Linked DNA regions of Homo sapiens: region 1 is linked to region 2. A link is an interaction called in ENCODE POLR2A ChIA-PET data of the cell type or tissue named here. Cell type or tissue: Caco-2. All regions are shown on one strand. Each heading gives the region's core, and the rest is flanking DNA. Links, peaks and the distances in the headings are about the cores only.

What was found. Peaks named below come from ENCODE experiments on the same cell type or tissue, not always from the same donor. Only the 100,000 strongest peaks of a DNase experiment are listed, where the experiment ranks them.
Region 1: POLR2A ChIA-PET joins it to region 2 with 5 read pairs; 3 of 35 experiments call an interaction of 5 or more read pairs at or near these places.

Annotation. Positions count from the first base shown.
Region 1 is chr16:50,037,918-50,044,068 of GRCh38, reverse strand. It overlaps HEATR3-AS1 (HEATR3 antisense RNA 1), which reads left to right. Exons shown (of 3, transcript NR_186390.1): 3 at 1-229. Among named protein-coding and RNA genes, the nearest start is that of CNEP1R1, 16 kb to the right of the region's middle. RefSeq lists silencers at 3,825-4,025, 5,485-5,685, 5,985-6,151. In Caco-2, for the core only: no CTCF peak of the experiment used is centred there; a DNase peak (open chromatin) is centred at 3,828.
Region 2 is chr16:49,872,458-49,880,105 of GRCh38, reverse strand. No RefSeq gene overlaps it. Among named protein-coding and RNA genes, the nearest start is that of ZNF423, 20 kb to the right of the region's middle. RefSeq lists a silencer at 3,190-3,349. In Caco-2, for the core only: a CTCF peak has its summit at 3,245 (motif pointing right); a DNase peak (open chromatin) is centred at 3,345.

The sequences.
Region 1 (6,151 bases), core at 2,404-4,903, 160 kb before region 2:
AATTTGCTGATAGAGCTACTATCAGCTAGTAGCTACTATCAGATAGAGCTACTAAGAGCTAGTAAATTAAGGAAATCAAAGTTTTAATTAATAGATAACACCAGGTAAAAGGAGGAACATAGAAAAATGACTAAATATGAGAGCAGGGGAAGGGTTCCCAAATTGGGCAATATGCTTTCTATACCTGTTTCCCCACTTGTGAAATAAACTACTCCACCTAGCAAACTCACACTTAGGCACCTCACTGAGAAAAAAGTATTTCACGTGCATACATGATTTAAAAAGTTAAGGGCCAGGTGTGGTGCCTCATGCCTCTAATCACAGTACTTGGGGGGCAGAGGCAGGAGGACCGTTTGAATCCAGGAGTTGAAGACCATCCTGGGCAATATAACAAGACGCAGTCGAAGAGAAGAGGAAGAGAAGAGAAGAGAAGGAAAGAAATTCTGGAAGGAAGGAAGAAAGAAAAAAAAGAAGAAAAAGAAGGAAGAAAGAAAGGAAAGAAAGAAAGAAAAGAAAAGAAAGAAGAAAAAGAAGGAAGAAAGGAAAGAAAGAAAAGAAAAGAAAGAAGAAAAGAACAGAACAGCAGGTTCTTGCCTTCTCTAGAATCCCAAGCCCTCTATGGGAAGTAAACACTCCGACCCCTTCTGTTTCTCCTGTTATTATCTCTGTATTCCCAAATGATAAGCTATCACGCTTTCTGATTTATCAGTATCATATATTATCTTTTGATTTGCTGGCCTGATAGGTAAGGACTTAGCTCTCCAAAACTCTCTCCCACATTTCTCCTTTGCCCCACAAAATTGTACCGGAATTCTCTATTAAATCACTCTAAATTTCTAGGACAATGCAAATTTTGCTCACTGCTGAACTAAGAAGCCCACTAAACCACAATTCCTTTCTTTGTTCTTGGAATTAGTAATCGCCTTTTTTTTCTTATCCTGGTTTTCCATCAATTTGTCATTATTTTTCCCCTAATGTCCAACATCTTTGTCTATCGCTGCATACATTTAAACATACCCATTCCACTTTCTTCCTCATGGTCTCCTTCCTAACCCCATGCTGTCATCGGGACTGGGTGCTCTCTAAGGATGCGTTGTGCCTTGCATGCTGGAGTCCCATTTCCCATGTGGCTGTTAGCACGTGAAGAGATGGTAGTGATGTTCACCATGATAATGCTGCTGGTTTATTGTGGAAGATCTCAGCAGAAGTCACTGTACGTCATTTTGTTATCTCTCTCCTTTTTTTAAAAAAAATGTCTGTACCCATCCATCCACTAACTGTATGTCATTTATTGAAAGTGTATTCCATATGCATAAATTGAGTTCACATATGTAATCAGATAGAATTCAGAAACAGGGATTTCAGAAACCTAGGTCCTAGGTTGTGCAATTGCTACTATTCAAGTATCCTTTTCTGGATCTCAATTCAAATAACCCAACTCTAAAGGATACATTTATGGGACAGTTGGAGGAGTTTAAGCAGAATATTTGGTATAAAATTGCTACAAAATTATTAGCGTTTCAGGTATGATATAGTATTGTAGTTATATGTAAAATTTTTCTTAACTTTTGGAGATAGTTACTGGAAGATTTCTATATCAAGTGATGTCTGTGATTTGCTTCAAAATAATCCTTTGTGGGGGTGAGGGAGCAAGTTGAAATAGGGTAGGCTGAGCATCTCAAAACTGAAAATCGAAAATCTGAAAAGCTCCAAAATTCAAAACGTTTTTGTTTTGAGACAGAGTCCACTCTGTCGCCCAGGCTGGAGTGCAGTGGCACAATCTCAGCTCACTGCAACCTCTGCCTCCCAGGTTCAAGTGATTCTCCTTCCTCAGCCTCCCAAGTAGCTGGGATTACAGGCACCTGCCACCACGCCTGGCTAATTTTTGTATTTTTAGTAGAGACGGGGTTTTGCCATGTTGGCCAGGCTGGTCTTGAACTCCTGACTTCAGGTGATCCGCTTGCCTCGGCCTCCCAAAGTGCTGGGATTACAGCCATGAGCCACCATGCCTGGCCCAAAATGTTTTGAGTGCTAACCGGACACTTAAAGGAAATGCTTGTTTTGCAGCACTCAGATTAGAGAGTTTTGGAGTTGGAATGCTCAACCTGTAAACATAAAGCAAATATTCCAAAATGTGAAATCTGAAACACTTCTTGTCCTAAGCATTTTGGATAAAGGATTCTGAACCTGTATAAGAAACAAGATTGGCTATATGTTGATAATTGCTCAAGTTGGGTGATGGGAGTTCATTATACCACTCTCTCTATGTTTGCATGTGTTTAAAACATTCCAGAACAATTTGTTTTTAAATGGTTTTCAGGGTAGGTCAGGAAAAAAAATAAATCTGATAATTGTAGGAGACAGAATTTAAAACTCATCTTCTAGCAAGGATATATTTCTTTTTTAATTTACTTAATGAACTTACAATAGACTTAGTTATTTTAGTTTCTCTACCGTTACTTAAATTACAAATCTGAGGCCAAAGTGGGACGATCACTTGAGCTCAGGAGTTCAAGACCAGCTTAGGCAACAAAGTGAGACCCTGTCGCTACAAAAAATTAAAAAGTTAGCTAGGAATGGTGAGAGCCTGTAATCCCAGCACTTTGGGAGGCTGAGGTGTGAGGATTGCTTGATCCCAGGAGTTGGAGGCTGCAGTGAGCCATGATTGTGCCACTGCACGGCAGCCTGGGTGACAGAGCAAGACCCCAACTGAAAATAAATAAATAAATAAAATTTATGTTTTAGTGTATTTACGTATTTATATAAAAACTCAGTTTCAATACCAAAGTCAAGATTCATCCATTTGTTCAACAGCAATTGAGCATCTTCCATAGATGCCAGCACTCTTGGGTACTCAAGATACACCTATAACAAGTACTCAGAATAGCGACTCAAAAATTAGTTTGTGATTTTAAAAAAAAAGCTGGAAAGCTATCTTTTACATACATTATTTCATTTCATCCTTCTAGCTATTCTGCAAGATAGCTATCTAATAGGCCTAAATGAAATTAAGGTTCAGAGAGAATAAGTCACTTGCCCCACTGGCTAATGGAGGAAATGGGACTGTAATCCACATTGATCTGCCAAGTCTGGGTCCTTCCACTGCACGTGGCCCTGAGCTCTCTTACCTGCCAGATGGCATGAGGCTTGATTGGAAGCACTCTCATCTGTTAGATCAACTCTCCACAGCATGCTCCTGGAACACAACTGCTGTGTACCACTCTAGCAGTCAAGCAAGCAAGAGAAGCTGACTTTGAGTAAACTGAAAGCCAATTATTTAAAGGATATTGGGTACTTCAGGATTTTGGAGTGGTCTAGAGAGACTGGTTCAAGGCTAAAGTTCCAGAAGAAAAAAAATGCCCAAACCCATCTTACGGAACTGGTCGGATGAGGAAACTGATGCCACCACCACTGAGTCCCACTGAGTGCCCTGCCACGGAAACACAGCTTTACCACCTCCTCGCATGCCTGGGTCCCAAATGCAGGAGTCCAAAGTTTTCTGGGTTGTCCTGAGAGAGGATGGACTGACATAGCCAGCATTCCCCAAATCTAGCACGGGTGCTCAGAGGGAGCTGGGCAAGGCAACCACTCTGTGATTCTCTCTGTGGGATGTTCAATACATTTGCATGCCTCTTCTCCAATTAAAAAAGAGCAACTGGACAGACAGAAACCACAACAAACACTCTCTGTCCCCCAAATAATGTGAACAAGTCTTTGGTGAAATGGCAGAAAAGCAGGCAGTTTAACAGGTTTCTCTACTGCAGGGCCACTCGGGACATTCATGCATGCATTCATTCATTCGTTTGAGGCAGAGTGTCACGCTGTCGCTCAGGATGGAATGCAGTGGTACAATCATAGCTCACTGCAGCCCCGGCCTCCGGAGCTCAAGCGATCTGCCTGCCTTGGCTTCCCAAGCAGCTGGGATTACAGGCATTAGCCATCGTGCCCAGCCAACATGGAGCTTTTAATATGCTTTACAGCATGAACAATCTCCAGGAGGAGGATGTAGTAGTTCCCAAATATTGGTGATCATGGAACTTTTATTTCTGTAACAGGCTAAATATGATGGAAGAAGTGGTGCTGGTGGTAGGCTTTATGCTCAATTGCTTCTTCTTTTGTCCTCTGCGAAGTCCTATTCATTTGACATTAAAAGTTTTTTTTTTTTCCTTTTTTTTGAGACAGAGTTTTGCTCTTGTTGCCCAGGCTAGAGTCCAATGGCGCGATCTTGGCTCACTGCAACCTCTTCCTCCCAAGTTCAAGCGATTCTCTTGCTTCAGCCTCCTGAGTAGCTGGGATTACAGGTGTTAGCCACCATGCCTGGCTAATTTTTGTATTTTAGTAGAGACGGGGTTTCACCATGTTGGTCAGGCTGGTCTCGAACTCCTGACCTCAGGTGATCCACCTGCCTCGGCCTCCCAGAGTGCCAGGATTACAGGCATGAGCCACCACACCCAGATTATTTTTTTAATATTAAAAAAATTCCCCACTTGCCAAGGCTGACCTATCATTTGCCCTCTAAGAGGTTTTTGGGTAAGCCCAGGCAAAGATTTTTTTTTTTTTTAAAGGTTTTAGTTCTGATTCCACTCCCTGAACTGTAGTTCTGGGGCCCACATATCTCATCTGGGCTATAGCAGCCACTCCCAACTGGCCTCCCAGGTCCTGCCCTGTCATCACAAATGCAAATCCAGTTGTCACTTCCTTAACTGAAAACACTCTGATGGCTTCCCATTGCCCTCGTGAAATGCCATGTTCTGGTTCCTACTTCCTTCCCGTTTTCTCTTGTCACAGCCCCCTCCCCCGCAAAACTTCTCCCTCTAAGGGCAACCAGATGTTTGCTAATCACCTACTTTGGAAAGCTGGTCTGGCTGGATCCTCTTCCCATGGACTCCTGTAGCATCCTACATTTTTACTTTTCATAGCACTTAAACCGCATGGTAACTGCTTGACCACTTGACCACTGGTCTGTACTCCCCACCAGATAACAAGTTCTGAGGTTCTGAGAGGCAGAAATTCATTTTGATTTTTTTTTTTTTTTTTTTGGAGACAGTCTTATTCTGTCACCCTGGCTGAAGTCCAGTCACACAAGTCATAGCTCACTGCAGCCTTGAACTCCTAGGCTCAGGCAATCCTCCCACCTTCGCCTCCTGAGTAGCTGAGACTGTGGGTGTGTGCTACACCCAGCTAATTTTCTTACACATTAATACCCAGCAAAACACTTGCCATGTAAAAGTGAGTCTATAAAGTGATGAACACACTTTAAAATAGGGTAACAAATATCTTTTTATTTTTCTCTGTCCCTTTAAAATATGGTAACAAATATCTTTTTATTTTTCTCTGTCTCTCATACAGTCAGACTGGCATAGCAGGTATCAGTGGTACACTAAAAACATCAGATTTTAATGTGTTCCATGATGAAGCAGACAAGACGCACTTCCTAGCTTTGGTGGGAAAAAAAGAAATTATACTTACCCTTTGTAAAAGCATAGAGAAAGTTTAGAGCTGAAGAATAAGACTCAAACTTCTATGGTTTCAACAGGACAGGAAGCGAGAGAAACCTCAGTTGCTGAGGGCAGGGTATTTGTCAGTTAGAAGGATTGTTAAATCTTTATAAAATGCCAATCAAGATGGCTAGTTCTAAAGGAGAAAAGAGCGTCTCAAAAAGCAGCACTATCAGATAGTCACGAGCTTGAATGTTTTCAGAGAGGTTCTTCAGGAAAACACCAAACACCATTTTCAGAATGAGAGGCCAAATATCCTCTCTTTGCCTTTAGTCCAGTTTTCAGGAGTTTGCTTGGTTCAAAAGATTAGGTAAAATTTCCTCATGGTTATCTCAACTAAGATGTTGACTTTGGGCAAAGTTGTAACAACGTTTTTTTTTTCCCCCTTAAAGATTTGGGTTAACACACTTACTGAGTATTGACTCTGCAGCTAGGCACTATTTAAGTGCTTTACATGAATTAACACTTTAAGACTTGAAATAAGCCTGGAAGATTAGCATTATGCCTGTATCCTATATATTATCTCTCTGTACCAAAGAAACTGGCATTATGCCCACTTAATAAATGAGGAAACTAAGGTTGCATAATTTAGCTGAAGTTACAAAACTACCAAGGAGCAGATCTGAGATTCAAATCCAGGCAGTTTGGCCTAA
Region 2 (7,648 bases), core at 2,199-4,698:
TGGCCCCGTGGTCTGCCCGATCTGACCCCCTTCCTGCCCACCCAGGCCACGCTGTTTCTCCTCAAATGTGCCAGTCTCTGTGGGCCCTGCAGGCCTTGGCGCATCCTCTCGGCTTGAAATACTTTCCTATCTCCCTGCCCATTCACCCTCCCCAGCCTGTGGCTGTAGACCAACAGATCTTGGTCCTCTTTTTCATTGGGCCCGCTTGGAAACTGGTTGTCCCCCAATGTCTGGGGCAGGCAATAGCAGTCAATCACAGGTGGCATGTGAAATGAAACACATCTGCCACTCATGCACAAGTTCAGATCCCAAGGTCCCTCTCAGCTCTCCCCTTCTGCTTTCTAAGACTGTTCCATCCTCAATTTGCCCTTCTGTAGAACGGGGAGAAAGAGATCCCTGCCTCCTCTGTCATCCCAAGGGGCTGAGAGTGTGAATCAAGGTGGCTGTTTTCACCTGGGTATCTGTTTCCTTGGTGTCTGTCCTGCCTCTTGCCCCAGAATATCCCCTTCTACCCGTGGACTTCCACTCTGACCCCTGATAGCTCCCAATAGCTAGCACAGTGCACCCAACTGCAGGTATTAGGATGTTTAAAGTGTCCATGTAGATGTGGCCTCATGTGCTGCACCCTCTTGGCTCTGAGTTACATGTCCTGCTGCAAGTTTCTGAAGCAGGAAACGGTATGTGGCAGTGGAGGCCATTGGGCTTGCTGGGCGTGGGGCTTTCCTAGGTGACATACAGAGGCACCACTCCTGCTTGTCTCGGGAAGGGGGTGTTCTTTACAGGGGGGTTCATCTCAGAATGATTCAGTGGCAGTTGGTAGTTGCATGGGTCAAAAATGAGCACAGGACCCAGAGTTGGGAAACCTGGGTATTTCCGAGTTCCAGTTCTGTACCTGGAATCCGACCTGGGAGTATCTGGACACACCTTGCCCCTCTCTGCCCTGAGTGTCCCTGTCTACACAGCGAAAGGGAACATAAGTCAGTAATCAGTGTCTTCTGGTTCTCCAACTGTTGGAGAAAAAATCAGAAATCCAGATTTCGGTGTGAAATTTCCAGACTTTTGGAAACAACAGGTGCTGGGGAGGATGTGGAGAAATAGGAACACTTTTACACTGTTGGTGGGACTGTAAACTAGTTCAAACACTGTGGCAGAGAGTGTGGTGATTCCTCAAGGATCTAGAGCTAGAAATACCATTTGACCCAGCCATCCCATTACTGGGTATATACCCAAAGGATGACAAATCATGCTGCTATAAAGACACATGCACACGTATGTTTATTGTGGCACTATTCACAATAGCAAAGACTTGGAACCAACCCAAATGTCCATCAATGATAGACTGGATTAAGAAAATGTGGCACATATACACCATGGAATACTATGCAGCCATAAAAAAGGATGAGTTCATGTCCTTTGCAGGGACATGGATGAAGCTGGAAGCCATCATTCTGAGCAAATTATCGCAAGGACAGAAAACCAAACACCGCATGTTCTCACTCATAGGTGGGAATTGAACAATGAGAACACCTGGACACAGGGTGGGGAACACCATCCACTGGGGCCTGTCGTGGGTTGGGGGAGGGGGGAGGGATAGCATTAGGAGATATACCTAATGTAAATGACTAGCTAATGGGTGCAGCACACCAACATGGCACATGTATACATATGTAATAAACCTGCACGTACCCCAGAACTTAGAGAATAAAAAAAAAAAAGAAATTTCCTGACTTTTACCTGCTAGTAATGAATTCACAATTTTATGAACTACTCTGGGGATTTAAGGATATGTGCCAGTAAGCCAGGCTGGGCCCAGGGACCACCGCTTGCTAACTCCAGACTGGAACATTTCTGCCTGACATTCAGTACTGTGGTTCTCACCAGGGGTACACATTGTAATTACCTGGGGATTAGGGGAAAAAAAAAAGCTAACTCTCCACTTCCCCCCAGAATGCTGACTTACTGGCCAGGGGTGGAGCATCTTGAGGAACTTGAGGCGCAGCTGAAGGGCTGAATCCTGGGCTGGCTGGGTGGCTGGGTGGCTGGGGTAGGTTCCGTCACTGAGCCTTGTCTTAGCTATCTGAGCAGTGGGGCAGTGGGCATATAGGCAGCATTCTCTTAGGTAAAGGGCTTGGCACATTAAAAAGGTGCCCAGTGAAGTGAGGATGGAAAAGCAATTGGAAGCTGCTTTTGACTTAGATGCTTGAACCTGGCTTTGGAAAACAAACCCTTTGGCTTTCAGGACTGAGACAGTGGAAAGTTTCCCCAGGTTGGGGGCTGGAGCATGTGAGTCTGGGCGCCACCTCTGCCTCTGGCCAGCTGTGAGGTTTAATGTTCTCTGCTCTGAGTCTCAGCATCACCTGCTTTCTTGAACATCATATTGGCTGGGCCTGTCTTCACTGTGAATGCCCAATATTCACCCCAATTTATTTGAGGGGAGGCACTGACTCAAGGCGAAGCTTCTACCTGTGTTTCCCTGGGAAACCCCCAGGCAGCCTGAGAGAGTAGGTATAATTGGCCCATTTGACAGATGGTGCTCCCTCAGGGAGACACAGTCTGAGAGGAGCCCAGCTCATTTTGGAACCCAGGACCTAGGTGTATCTGACTCCCAAGATTAGAGCAGGGGATGCCTTCAGGGGCTGGGTGAGCGACTGAAAGAAGGGCTGGGTTTACAGCGGGGTGTTTGGGGAGTGATGTGGTGACCTAAAGAGCCCAGGCTCCAGCTACAAAGACTGGGACTCATGTTAAAAAACAAAAAACAAAACAGGCCAGGTGCGGTGGCTCATGCCTGTAATCCCAACACTTTGGGAGGCCGAGGTGGGAGGATCGCTTGAGCTCAGGAGTTCAAGACCAGCCTGGGCAACATAGGGAGACCCTGCCTGTAAAACAAACAAACAAACAAAAAACCCAAAAAACAAAACACAAACAAACAAACAAACAAACAAAAAAACGCCGGGCGTGATGGCGTGCGCCTGTAATCCCAGCTACTCAGGAGGCTGAGGTGGGAGGATGGCTTGAGGCAGGGAAGTCAAGGCTGCAGTCAGCTGTGTTTGTGCCACTGCACTGCAGCCTGGGCGGCAGAGTGAGACCCTGTCTCCAAAAAGAAAAAACAAAGTTCTACACAAGTATGCTGGCCAGTGAGAACCCTGGGGCCCCCGGTTTGCGAGCCCCTACTGGGCCTGCGCAGTTTGCGGGGCTTTGGGTTCTCGGATCCCGGCTGGAGAGGATCTCCAAGGCCTGCGGGGCCCATGCCCAGGCCTGGCGGCAGGGGGCGCCCGAGCTCCCGCGCTGACCGCTGGTCCTCCCGGCCCTCTCAGACGCCTCCCGGGGCGGGTCTCCAGCTGCTTGCCCTGGGAACAACCCTAGCCAGCCGTTCCCGCCCCTCGCCCGCCACGCCGCACCCTGACCCTTAAGCGGCCCCCGCCCAGCTCCCTCCTGTGTCCCTGCCCCCTCCCGCCCCCTGGGCTGGCCCCTCGACCCTCTGATCTCACTCCTGCCTCCCGCCGCTCGGTCCTCCCCTACTCGGCCAGCTGGGCGGCTCCTCAGTTGGGGACCGGGGCCTCGGAGCCCCCGGCCTCGGGCCTGCGCCCTGTTCTTCCAGCTTGGGGGCTCCCTCTTCTCTCGCCCTCCTCCCCTCTCCTTCCTCCCACCCCCGCTGCGACGGCTTCCTTCTCCTCCCACCCCCCGTGGCTCTGGAATTCCTGGGGGAGCCTACTCCCCCAGCCCGGGCTGCACCCGAGCGTGCAACAAGTCCCGCCGAGCGTGCGAGCACGCAGATGAACACGCGGTTCGCGGGCAGCCGCGGCTGCGTGGACCCAGCTGGATGTTTCAGCGTGCACAAGTGCGTGTTTCTGCATCCAACTCTGCTTAGACACTGGTGTGTAATTTTTTGTGCACACACATTCAGTGACTCTTGGGGAAAGTTTTCTGAAAATCCCGGGCTGGCATTAAATATAAAAAGGCTTTGTTTAATGCCAGAGGCATTTTCCCCCGTGTTCTGGAAGTCGAGAAGCGTTCACCTGCTTCCCCCTTCCCCTCTTAAAGACCCGGAGGCCTTGCTAGCATTGGGAGAGAGGGGAGAATAGAGGGAGGTACACCAAAGAAGTGGTTCTTTTAGAGTCCACCTCCCCGTGCCTGTACCACAGCCCTACCCACAAAAGGCTTTCTCAGGCCCTGGAAACCTCCCTAGTCTTTGTCTCTTTCCTGGGCTGTTTAGCTTTGAATCTTCTTCCTCAAATATCTGGGTGTGTTACAATGATGCCGACATCATTCTGGTTTTGGAATTCAAGTTGTAGCTTAGCCAGCATGTGGAAGGCTGTGGAGCAGGGTGTTTGGAGGGCACTGTAGGGAAGGTGGGCAAGGCAAGGAAACTGAGAGCAGGGGGGCAGAGTGGCCCAGGGAAGGGGTGTCCTCTCCTTGAGCTGACCACTGTGAAGTGGGTCATATGTCTTATAAGGCTGTTTGCGTCTATTTCTTTTATTGTACATTTAGTGCCTCGGAGTATCTGGGCATAATAGATATTAAACAAAGACAGCTGGACTGGGCGTGGTGGCTCACGCCTGTAATCTCAGCACTTTGGGAGCCCGAGGTGGGCAAATCACGAGGTCAGTTCGAGAGTAGCCTGGCCAACATAGTGAAACCCTGTTTCTACTAAAAATACAAAAATTAGCCGGGCGTGGTGGTACGTGCCTGTAGTCCCAGCTACTCTGGAGACTGAGGGAGGAGAATCACTTGAACCTGGGAGGCGGAGGTTGTGGTGAGCCAAGATCGCGCCACTGCGCTCCAGCCTGGGCAACAGAGCAAGACTCCATCTCAAAAAAAAAAAAAAAAAAAAAAACCAAAGAAACAAAGACAGCTGTTTATGATTTTGTTGGATTTTTTTGGAGGCAAAGGTATAGAATAGTGTATAAAACCATACACTTTGGATCTGGATGCAAATCCTGGCCCCACAATTTTCTAATAATATAACTTTATGTCAATTTCTGTGTGCCTCTTGCCTTCTCTGTAAAGTGGGGCCAGCAATGATTGCACGCCTCCCAGGGTTTGTGTAAGGATTGAATGAGTCAATTTACATAAGCACTGGAACAGTACCTGGCACATATAAGTGCTGTGTAAGTTTCAGTTTTTATTATCCCTCTAGAACAGAGGTTGGCACCACCTGTTTTTATACAGCCCTCCCTTGAGCTAAGAGTGCTTTACAAATTTTTAATGGTTGGGGAAGAGAAAAAGAAACACTCATATTTCAGGACACATGAACATTACACAGAATTCAAATTTCAGTGTCCATAAATAAAGTTTTATTGGAACACAGCCACACCCATGCATGGGTGTTTTCACACTACAAAGGCAGTTAAGTCAGTTCAACAGAGACCTTATGGCCTGAAAAGCCAAAAATGTTTACTCTCTGGCCTTTAGAGAAAAAATTTGTCAAGCCCTGCTGGACAAGGTCAGCTGCAAGAGTGCAGAGATTTTTGCCTGTTGGATCATTAATGTATCCCTAGTGCCTGGAACTCTGCCTGGAACATAATAGATGCCCAATAAGTATTTGTTGCATGAATGAGTTTGGTCCCAGGCAGTTGTGAGGCAGAGGCTCCAATGTTCCTGAGCTTGGCATGGGGGTCTGTAGTGATTCAAGCAGATGCTCGTTCGGAGATCAGAAGAAGGAATTTGCCCACCCCCGACCCCTCAGTCTCCTTAAGCGGGGACCAAAAATCAGACTGGCCACAGGGAAGCTGCTCCTGCTGAGTTTGGCCTTGCTTTAGGTGAGGCACTCACATGGTCCAAACCAGATCCTTTCTATCCAGCCAAATCACACCCTAGGGAGGGGCAACTTGGTGTCATCACTTGGAGGGGGGGTCTTCATTCCTTCCCTCCCCCTCTGGCAGACTCACAGCAGGCAGTGAAGTGGCTGGAAGGATTTTGAGAATGGCTTCCTTGGGGCCAGTCGCAGTGGCTCACACCCACAATCACAGCACTTTGGGAGGCCAAGGTGGGCAGATCACTTGAGGTCAGGAGCTCAAGACCAGCCTGGCCAACATGGCAAAACTCTGTCTCTACTAAAAATACAAAAATTAGCTGGGCATGATGGCACACACCTGTAATCCCAGCTACTTGGGAGGCTGAGGCAGGAGAATCGCTTGAACCCAGGAGGTGGAGGGTGCAGTGAATTGAGTGAGATGGTGCCACTGCATTCCAGCCTGGCCGACAGAGTGAGACTCAAAAAAAAAAAAAAAAAAAAAAAAGAGAGAGAGAGGGAATGGATTCCCTGACCTTCTGGGGAGAGGGTGCTCCATGGCCAAGGGGTTGTTGGCTTTGGATCTTCCTGTCCTGGGGGAAAGAAGAGAGAGGAGGCAGAGGAGCCCCAGGCTCACTGGGGGCACTTGCCATGATGAGATTCCACTCGGCTTTGCCAAGGAGCTCTTCAAAGGTCCTAGCAAGGGGTGACCATGGGCTGGGAGAAATAACACATAACCCTCAGTGTAAGAATGTGCTCAGATCCCCCAGCAGCCTGCCCTGGTGACTGGGCCTGCTGGGGCATCCCAGGGCTGCCAGAGGCTCCTTTCTTCATTCAGTGCTTCCTGAAATCCTGTGTGCAAGGTGCTGAGCTTGGTGCTGGTGCTAGTGCAGGAGGAATAAGATACAGCCCCTGCCGGGTGGAGCTCACAGCCTTCTGGAACATAAATAACTCTGATCCACTGAGGTAAGTGCATAGTCAGAGTGCTCTTCTGGATTGACCACATCCTAAAACGAGCTAAGGATACAACCATGTGTTTTGCAGAAGAGGAAACTCAAATAGCCAAAAATGCATGAAAAGAAACTCAATATGACTCTTGGTCCAGAAAAATGCAAATTAGAGCCACATAAAATGCCACTAGTATGCCATGAGATCAGCAAAAATAAAATGGGTGATAGTCCTGGGGGAATCTGGGGGAGAAGGCACTGTCATATATAGTTGGTGCAAATAGGAATTGTTATGGCTTTGAGGGGAAAAGAAACTTGGCAGTATATATTAATTCAGGTTGAGTAGCCCTTGTCTGAAATGCTTGGAACCAAAAATGTTTCAGATTTCTTTTTTTTTTTTTTCCAGATTTTGGAATATCTGCATTATATTTACCAGTTAAACATCTCTAACTCAAAAATCTGAAATCTGAAATGCCTCAGTGAGCATTTTCTTTGAGAATCATGTCAGCACTCAAAAAGTTTTGGATTGGCTGGGTGCGGTGGCTCACGCCTGTAATCCCAACACTTTGGGAGTCCAAGGCAGGTGGATCATGAGGTCAGCAGATCGAGACCATCCTGGCGAACACGGTGAAACCCCGTCTCTACTAAAAGTACAAAAAAATTAGCCGGGCGTGGTGGCAGGCCCTGTAGTCCCAGCTACTCGGGAGGCTGAGGCAGGAGAATGGCGTAAACCCGGGGGGCGAAGCTTGCAGTGAGTGGAGATAGCGCCGCTGCACTCCAGTCTGGGTGACAGAGCGAGACTCTGTCTCAAAAAAAAAAAAAAAAAAAGGTTTTGGATTTTGAAGCATTTTGGACTTTGGATTTTCAGATTAGGTATATTCAACCTGTATAAACAAAACCATACAAACCAAAAAACATACCCTTTTTCCGGCAGTCGCACTCTTGAGATTCCATCCTGAGACTTAAGGGT